Linked DNA regions of Homo sapiens: all the other regions are linked to region 3. The links are chromatin contacts, found by Hi-C or POLR2A ChIA-PET in ENCODE. All regions are on one chromosome and are shown on one strand. Each heading gives the region's core, a stretch centred on a gene start or an enhancer-like site at or near the end of the contact. The rest is flanking DNA. Distances are from core to core; before and after follow the strand shown. Region 1 overlaps LOC124904475 (a long non-coding RNA gene). Region 2 has its middle 110 kb from the start of LINC01031. Region 3 holds the start of RO60 (Ro60, Y RNA binding protein).

The links. Hi-C counts contacts between places; a loop is a spot of excess contacts on that map. ChIA-PET counts read pairs that join two places held with the same protein, here RNA polymerase II (POLR2A). Pooled maps may share reads with other maps.
Region 1: a map of B cell shows a loop between it and region 3 (7-fold over the local background). The contact joins the enhancer-like site here to the promoter of RO60 in region 3. A Hi-C loop is called at or near these places in 1 of 168 maps with a recorded cell type or tissue (B cell), 6 of 37 single-sample maps with no recorded cell type and 12 of 50 pooled maps. POLR2A ChIA-PET finds 5 or more read pairs at or near these places in 3 of 52 experiments (OCI-LY7, activated CD4-positive, alpha-beta memory T cell and activated naive CD4-positive, alpha-beta T cell).
Region 2: a loop to region 3 is called in a map of naive thymus-derived CD4-positive, alpha-beta T cell, with 2.5 times the contacts of the local background. The contact joins the enhancer-like site here to the promoter of RO60 in region 3. A Hi-C loop is called at or near these places in 1 of 168 maps with a recorded cell type or tissue (naive thymus-derived CD4-positive, alpha-beta T cell) and 8 of 50 pooled maps. POLR2A ChIA-PET finds 5 or more read pairs at or near these places in 1 of 52 experiments (CD4-positive, alpha-beta T cell).

Annotation. Positions count from the first base shown.
Region 1 is chr1:193,537,422-193,540,301 of GRCh38, forward strand. The region is part of intron 3 of LOC124904475 (a long non-coding RNA gene); the gene reads left to right. Among named protein-coding and RNA genes, the nearest start is that of LINC01031, 230 kb to the left of the region's middle. RefSeq lists an enhancer at 2,434-2,643. Within about 2 kb of position 1,335, at least 9 of the 41 ENCODE cell types and tissues checked have a DNase peak (open chromatin) inside an H3K27ac peak, as active enhancers do; they include B cell and OCI-LY7, where a contact is called at or near this core.
Region 2 is chr1:193,416,955-193,419,871 of GRCh38, forward strand. No RefSeq gene overlaps it. Among named protein-coding and RNA genes, the nearest start is that of LINC01031, 110 kb to the left of the region's middle. Within about 2 kb of position 1,642, at least 7 of the 41 ENCODE cell types and tissues checked have a DNase peak (open chromatin) inside an H3K27ac peak, as active enhancers do; they include CD4-positive, alpha-beta T cell, where a contact is called at or near this core.
Region 3 is chr1:193,058,148-193,060,902 of GRCh38, forward strand. RO60 (Ro60, Y RNA binding protein) reads left to right here and starts at 1,465. Exons shown (of 9, transcript NM_001173524.2): 1 at 1,465-1,629. It overlaps UCHL5 (ubiquitin C-terminal hydrolase L5), which reads right to left and starts at 1,213. Exons shown (of 11, transcript NM_001199261.3): 1 at 1,038-1,213. The coding sequence starts at 1,113. RefSeq lists enhancers at 565-874, 899-1,631, 1,035-1,564, 1,632-2,364.

The DNA of each region.
Region 1 (2,880 bases), core at 85-2,584, 480 kb after region 3:
CTATCTTTAGATATATTTAGACACACAAATACTTATCGTGTTACAATTGCCTACAGTATTCAATACAGTAACGTGCTGTATATGTTTGTAGCCTAGGAGCAATAGGCTAAACCATATAGCCTAGGTGTGTAGTAGGCTATACCATCTAGGTTTGTGGAAGTACACTCTATGTTGTTTGCACAATGACAAAATCACCTCAGCAACACGTGATTGACTGTATTTAATTGTATTAAAAATGTTTGTTGTAGAAAAAAATGGAAAAAATGAAGTTTGTCGTCTTAACTTTTTCTAAGTTCAATTGTTATCATTTTTACCTCCCAGTCGTTTTTAGCAGTTTTAAGTATATTCAAATTGTTGTGTGACTGATCTCCAGAATGTTTTCATCTTGCAGAAGTGAAACTTTTGATTCATTAAACAACTCCCCCTTTCCCCCTCCCCCAAGGCTCTGACAACCACCGTTCTACTTTCTGTTTCTGTGAATAGGTTCCATGAATCTGACTACTCTAGATACCTCATGTAAGAGGAATAATACAGTACAGTAGACTCCCCTTACTTGTGGTTCCACTTTTTGCAGTTTGTTACCTGCTGTCAACTGTGGTTTGAAAATATTAAATAAAAATTTCCAGAAATAAACAATTTGTAAGTTTTAAATTGGGTGACATTCTTTGTAGTGTGATGAAATCTTGTCCCATTCAGCCCAGGATGTGAATCATTCCTTTGTCCAGCATAGCCCTTCCGCATATGCTACCTGACTGGTAGGCACCTAGTAGCCATCTCAGTGATCAGATCACCTGTCCAGGTATTGCAGCGTTTGTTTTCAAGTAACCCTTATTTTACTTAATAATGGCCCCAAAGTACAAGAGCAGTGATGCTGGCATATTGTTATAATTGTACTATTTTATTATTAGTTATTAATCTCTTACTGTGCCTAATTTATAAATTAAACTTTATTGTAGGTATGTATGTACAGGAAGAAACATCATATATATAGGCATCATTAATACCCTTGGTTTCAGGCATCCACAGGGATCTTGGAATGTATCCCCTGACGATAAGGGAAGACTCTTACACTTGTCTTTTGTGACTGGATTATTTCACTTAGCATAGTGTGTCCAAGATTTATCTGTATTGTAGGATGTGGTCAGAATTTCTTTCCTTCTTAAGTCTAAATAATATTCCATTGTATGTGTATTAGTCTGTTTTCACACTGCTGATAAGCACATACCTGAGATCGGCTAATTTACAAGAGAATGAGTTTTAATGGACTTACAGTTCCTCGTGGCTCGGGGGGCCTCACAATCATGGTGGAAGGCAAGGAGGAGCAAGTTACATTTTACGTGGATGGCAGCAGGCAGAGAGAGAGCGAGCTTGTGTGGGGAAACTCCCCCTTATAAAACCATCAGATCTCATAAGACTTATTCATTATCATGAGAACAGCATAGGAAAGATCTGTTCCCATGATTCAGTTACCTCCCACTGGGTCCCTCCCACAACACGTGGGGAATTCAAGAAGAGATTTCAGTGGGGACACAGTCAAACCATATCAGTATGTATATACCACATTATGTTTATCCATTATCTGCTGGTCAACACCTACGTTATTTCCACCACTTGGCTATTGTGAATAGTGCTGCTACAAACATAGGTGGGCAAGTAAGTCTTTGAGATCTTGCTTTCTTTTGAATAGAGACCCAGATGTAGAATTCCTGGATCATACGGCAATTCTATTTTATTTTATTTTTTTTGAGGGTTATCTTTTATAGTGGCGGTACAATTTTACATTCCCACCAACACTATTTTTCCCATCCTTGGTAATTTTTTCCTGTCCTTACCAACATTTAACTTCCATTTTTTTTTTTTTTTCTGATAGTAGAATTCCTAATGGGCGTGAGGTGATATCCATTGGGGTTTTGATTTGCGTTTTCCTAATGATTAGTAATGTTGGGTCCCTTTGCATATACGTGGTCATTTATATATCATCTTTGGAGAAATGTTTATTCAAAGGATTTGTCTGTTTTAAAAGCTTGGGCTGTTTTCTTGTTAAAGGCATTTTTTTTTATATTCTGGATATTAACCTCTTATCAGATACATGATTTGCAAATATTTTCTCCCATTCTGTAGGCTGCATTTTCACTCTGTGGATTGTGCCCTTTGCACAGAAGCTTTTACTTTTGTTGCCTATGCTTTTGTTGTTATATCCAAGAAATCCTTGCCAAATCCAATGTCATGAAGATTTTCCCCTATTTTTCCTTGTATGCTTTACAGTTCAGATCTTTTAGGTCTTTGATCTACTTTGAGTTAAATTTTGAATGTGATGTAAGGTAAGGGTCCAACTACATTCTTTTGCCTGTGGATATTCAGTTTTCTCAACACCATTTGTTGAAGAAACTGTCCTTTCTCCATTGAATGGTCCTGGCATCCTTGTTGAAAATCTTTCGGAGATTAAGAATTATGTATATATGTTTAGCACCTTGAAGACTTCGTTCAGCTGTTTCCAGCTTTCAGTTTTTGAAGAGTCAGCTTTCAGTTTCATTGTTCTACTTTTCTAGTTGCTTTAAAGATCTTTTAAAATTGTTTTTGGTTTACTATGAGTCTAGGTGTGGATTTCTTTCTATTAACCTGGCTTAAGATGTTCTGGGATACCTAAGTCTTTGGATGGGTGTCTTTTGTCAGCTCCCCATCAATATTTCGTCTGTTAGAGCTTCTGTTCCATTCTTTGTAGGATCTTTTGAAAATCTTAGTAGTTTTTTTGTTGTGCGTGAGACAGGGTTTCGCTCTGTCACCCAAGCTAGAGTGCAGTGGCATGGTCACAGCTCACTGCAGCCTTGACTTCCCAGGCTCAAGCAATTCTCCTGCCTCAGCTTCTCAAGTAGCTGGGAC
Region 2 (2,917 bases), core at 392-2,891, 360 kb after region 3:
CTAACTACTTTATTTAAACTCACCCCTCAGTTCTTCTGTATCTTAGCCCCCCCTTTTTTTTCTATTTGCCATTTACAATTTACTTCATATTGTTGTATATTTATGGTTATGTGTTTACATCTTTCCCCCATTTCCTTTACTAGAGTATAAACCCCATAAGCTATATTATGCCCTGTTCATTCTGGTAGCTTTGTTATCTAGAACTGTGCTAGATATTATCTATGAACGAATAAAAATAGGACCAAATTGATTATAGTCTATGTTAATATTACCATGGTTTCATTCCAATAAATAGGTCTTGTTTTGAATTCAAACAGTTAAATGAAAGATTCTCAAGCATTTTCTAAAGAGTTTCATTTTCCTTATATATGATACTGCTATAAATAAATTGCCTTTTCATTGAGTTTTTCATCCAAAAATTTTAGGTAGCATTTAAAAAGCTTTGGATCTCATAATAACACCTCACTTAACTGAATCTGCATGCTTGTATTCAGTCTAAATTAAGAAAAGGTATGAAGCCTGATGCACTGTGAAAGATGCTGAAATCCCCCACACTTTCAAGTTACTCCTCCCCTGTCTGTGATGCTGAAGTTCTGCCTTGCTCTAAATCTTCTTCTTCTTCCTCTTTCTTTCTTTCTTTTTTTTTTTTGAGACAAGTTCTTGCTCTGTTGCCAGTCTGGAGTGCAGTGGCATGATCATGACTCACTGCAGGCTCGACCTCCAGGGCTCAAGTGATTCTCTCACCTCAGCCTCTCAAGTAGCTGGGACTACAGGGATGCTCCACCATGCCTGGCTGATTTTTGTATTTTTTGTAAAGATGGGGTTTTGCCATGTTGCCCAGGCTGGTCTTGAACTCCTGAACTCAAGCAATCCACCCGCCCTGGCCTCCTAAAACGTTGGGATTATAGGCATGAGCCACGACACCTGGCCCTAAATCTTTTTAACGTCCACTTTCTGATGTAGTTGCAGCCAGAAATACACATTAATTGAATGCTTGTGACAGGGATCACTTCAGATAATATTTTGTTTATGTAATTAGCTTCCCTTAATTAAGGGTCAAACCTGAGGGACTTCTTCAACCATTGCTATCCAAACTTTGCATTAAATGCTTTTAGTTTTACTCACGGTAATTCTATTCCAGGACAGATAAATCCCACCAGGACATTCTGACCTGGTTCTGTCCCCTGTACACACAAACAGATAAACTCAACTTCAGCTCCAAGGTCCTCGTTTTTGACTTGTTCATCTTTTCCAAGGCTGAATTGCAGAGACATTGCTTCTATCTCGTTTTCATTTTATTTTCCCTTCTTAACTTCCAACTTTTTCTTTTTCTGATGCTGACATGGAAGCATTAGCTTGAAAAAGCTGTTGATAACTCCCTATATGTCTGGGAAGAGAAGCAGGATCTGACTGGGACATGTAGCTTTTACATTTCTCCTCTCCTTTAGCACAGAAATTCTTGCAAAACTTTCTTGTCATTTAGAAATTTTAGTAGGTATAGGGGCTTAAAGGAAAGGAAATAGAGAAAAGCTGTTCTTCATTAACAGGAGAAGACCTCGGGCTGCTGAATAAAGGAGAGCAGGTTGGGAGACAGGCAAGTGAGAGACAGGAGTTTGAGAGCAGTGAATTAGCAGAAGACTTGGAACTGAAAGAAAGGGAAAGTGAAAGTGCTGGAAATAAAGTTATGTGTGGGGTAAGTGATGAACACATCATATACTCATACTTTTCTTTACCTTGGTTTCACTCCTATCAGACAAATGCCTAGGACTGTGTGAATCTTGTCCAAATTCATCAGAGAATTTTTTTATTCTATGGGGAGGAAAAATGTATGGTTTCATGAAATACTTCTTGCCTTCCTGTCTTTTCCCCTTTCAATTCATTCTGCACCACGTATGGTTAGCGAACTGATTTCCTAAAACAGTCTTTCATTATGTCACTTTAAAATGGAAGAATCTGTAATGGTTCCTTATTGCCTATTGTATAAAGTATAAACATCTCATTTTATATTTTAACCACATTCAGCATTATTTCCTACTGTTTTTCCACGCATACCTTTTGCTATCTCCCCTAACTCTACACTTTTTCTTGGCTTTGCATTTTTAAATTCATTTCTATGAAACACATATATCTTTGATACCAACAGTTAGATTAGCGCTACCTGACTACAGATGATACAAACAAATACGACTAAAGTAGCAATCTTTATGTAGTTATTTTGCCTGGAAAGCCTTTTTTTCTTATTATCATAATAACATAAATTTGTGTAGTGTTCACATTTTCCAGTCCTTTATCGTGCATGGTCCATATCAGTACTTCTCAAAGTTGGATATGAGCAAGAATCATTAGTAAAGCCTGAGAGAGATTCCTGTGCCCCACTCCCAGAGATTCTGAGTCAACACATGTGGGTTGAGACCCTAGATTTTCCATTTCTAACAAATTCCCAGGTGCTTTCCCACACTTTCTATTTTCCTATGATGCTGATGGTTCAGGGACCATACTTTGAGTAGCTCTAGTCTATCCAATAACCCTAAGGAGTAGGCTGTATCATCTTCAAGATAGAAATGGGGAGAATGACACTCGGAGGAGCACAATTGACTAATCAATGGTCCTGTGACTTGTGAATTATAGCACTAGAACTCATGTTCTCTGAGCTGTGATCAAGTGTCATTAGTATCTCATCCTACTGCCTGTGTACAGTCTAAGGCATCATACATATTTATGACAGCTTTGAATGCTTAGCTCAATTCTTACTTCAGTCTGGCAAAAAAAAAGTGAGGATTTTTGCTTGTAATGATTTATGATACTTAGTATATACATTAGTAGTTCTCGAAGTTCAGTCCGTGTATTCTATGGGTCTCTTAGATCCTTTCTGAGTGTTTTAGAGTTTAAAGCTATTTTCATAATAATGCTAACAACA
Region 3 (2,755 bases), core at 215-2,714:
CCCCGAGAGATGGAGGTTGCAGTGGGCCAAGATCGCGCCACTGCACTCCAGCCTGGGCGACAGAGCGAGACTCTGTCTCAAACAAAAAAAAGAAAATTTCCCAATCCTTACCACTGTGCCTGAGATATAGAAGATGAACAACATATGCTTGATAAATGACATTCCAAATATTAAGCTGTGTACAACAGGCAATATCTACATCAACGTTTAATTGTTAATCCCGCGTAAAAGTTTTAACATCGTAGAGTCAATAACACTTGGGAAATAGATAAAAACGTACTGTCCAAAGAAGAGACTAAGAACAAGATAAATAGGGAAGGATAAAAAGTAAAATGTGTTGATTATTTAGGACGAAAGGCACTAAATACAGCCAGAGAGAAACTGTGAGGAAAGCATGTGGCCTCTAGTCTAGAACACTAGCTCAAGAAAACTCACTTCACCGGAAGCCAGAAATGAGCAGAGAGCGGAACCAGTGAAGTGGCCTTTCAGGCCCACGCAGTCAGCGTGTGTGGACGTCCCGAAGAGCTATTCACACATTCAAGGCGTTCTGCTTTGAATAACCAGAATCTCGAGTTCCTGGGCGGCTTGAGCCGCAGACACCTCACCCTTGAGAAGGCGCACCCTAGGGTGGCTTCTGCAGGACTAATGGCCTGAGCAATGCACTTGACCTCACCAGCCCGGGATAAGGTGCGCGCCGCAGAGAAGGGGCAGTGCAAAGGGCAATACGTGCTTAAGAGCTTGGGGAGCGAGGGCCCTCAAGTCAATTACAGGATTTGGGTGCCAGGTCCTGAGGATGCAGCAGGCACAAGACTGACACGATCCTTGCCCTCGTGGTGTGGCTCTACAAATTACTGTGGAAACGCGACTGTCTCGAGCTGAGGAGAGGGCAGAACATCTACATTTCCCCCACCCGGACTCCAGGTTCCTGAAGTCACCTCTCCAGACGCGGGGCGGCGGTGGCCGCAGGGAACCACTCCATGCCCAGCTTGGGCCTCCTCCCGTGACCCCAGGCCCAGGACGGTCCCCTTGGTTCTCACCGAATCCTTTAATGAGCTCGGTGAAGACCCCGGGGTCGCTTTCCATGAGGCACCACTCCCCGGCATTGCCCGTCATGGCCCTGGCCACACACCGCCCCGATCCACCTCTCGCTCTCAGCTGCCCCCCGCACCAGCTGCCGCCGGCCACAGATCTCAGCAAACCCGCCGCCGAGCTCGTCAACCACACGTCACCCCGCCTACTTCCCGACAGCCTCCGGGCGCCGTCACCTGCAGCGCGACTGAGCGCGGGAGGACGCTCTAGCCACCCTAGAGACATCGAAACTCTTCCCAGGCCTTGCAGCACCCGTAGCGGATTCGGAAGGGCTGGGGCCTGAGAAGAAAGGGCGGTGATTCACAGCGCCGAGGAGGCAACATCCGGGATCCTCGCCCCTCTGGGGCGGAGGCGGGGCAAAAGAAGAGGGGCAGGACTCGTTCCCGGGAACCGAACCTGGAATCCCCGGCGGCAGTGGGGCTGTTGCTGTTGCTGTGGCTGTCGCTGCCCGTCAGGCTGCCTTCTTTTGTCGTTTCCCAGCGCTGCGCAGGACTTCTCCTGGCGGCGCTGCGGATCCAGGGGGTCGGCTGCCAGGTACAGGTGAGGACATTGCGGGAGGCCGGCTGGGAGCCTTTTGTGCGGCCCCAGGGACGCGCAAATTCTGACCAGTCCTCCATGTCTCTCACCCGCATCCCAGGGGTTGAGGCTGGGCAAACGCCGCGAAACTATCGCTCTTCCCCGTCCCGCTTCCGCGCCTGTCCACCCTGGGTAACGGAACCAGCATCGCGGTAGGGACATCCTCGCTAGGCCCGGCCGGACCATTCCTCAGGGTGGGCCCTTTCCGAAGCCGGGACCGCTCCTGCTTGTCGGCATCGCTCCCCACAGGCCGACGTCGAGAGGGCCTGCTTTACTCCTCCTCTTTCTCCTCCTTCTCCCGCGGCTTCTGCGCGGAGAGGCGTCGCCCGGGATCTGGGTTTTGGAAGAAGGATCTTTGTGGGAAGACAGGGTGAATTTATCACAGAGGAATAACGAGGGAGAGGAGAAAGGTTTGTCCATGGGGCTGCTAGACTAGTGGAAGGGGATGCGGTGCGTCAAGGGAAAATTAGGTTGAAAACAAATGTCGTGTATTAATCTAAAAACATTTGGAATGGTTCTAAAACTGGATGATGAGTTAAACCAAATATTTACTAAATATTTACTAAATTGCCCTCATTCAGCAGGCTCTTATAGAATACTATAGTGTTAAGATTAAAGTTTTTAAGAGTATATTGAAGTCGTTAAGTGTATATTTACTCCTTAAAAGCTACATATTCCAAGAAAGACCTTTGGCTTCCAGAAAAAAAAAATGTTTTAGTGGGTAAAACTCTGACTCCTTCCTTCTCAAATAGGTGACTTGTGCCCTGGAGTTAGGGAGCCTTGTGCTACAGATTATGTGAAGCCATGAAATAAACGTGGTAAATTTTATTGAGGGAAGCAACAGAGCAGCTTTTGTATTAAAAGGAGCCTGAGTACGCTATGGGGTAGAAGCCAAAATTTGTATGAAGTGTTGGTTTAAAAAAAATTTTTTTTGTAACTTTCTTGAAGTTTATCTCCGGAAACTCTGCCCTCAACTTGGAGACTAGGAGGATTCTGTACAGTATATTTCCTTGAGATACTTTATTGGAAAAGTTTAAGAGGCACAGAGTCCAGAATGATTGGCATCAGAGCCCAAAGTAGTTTGTGGTAT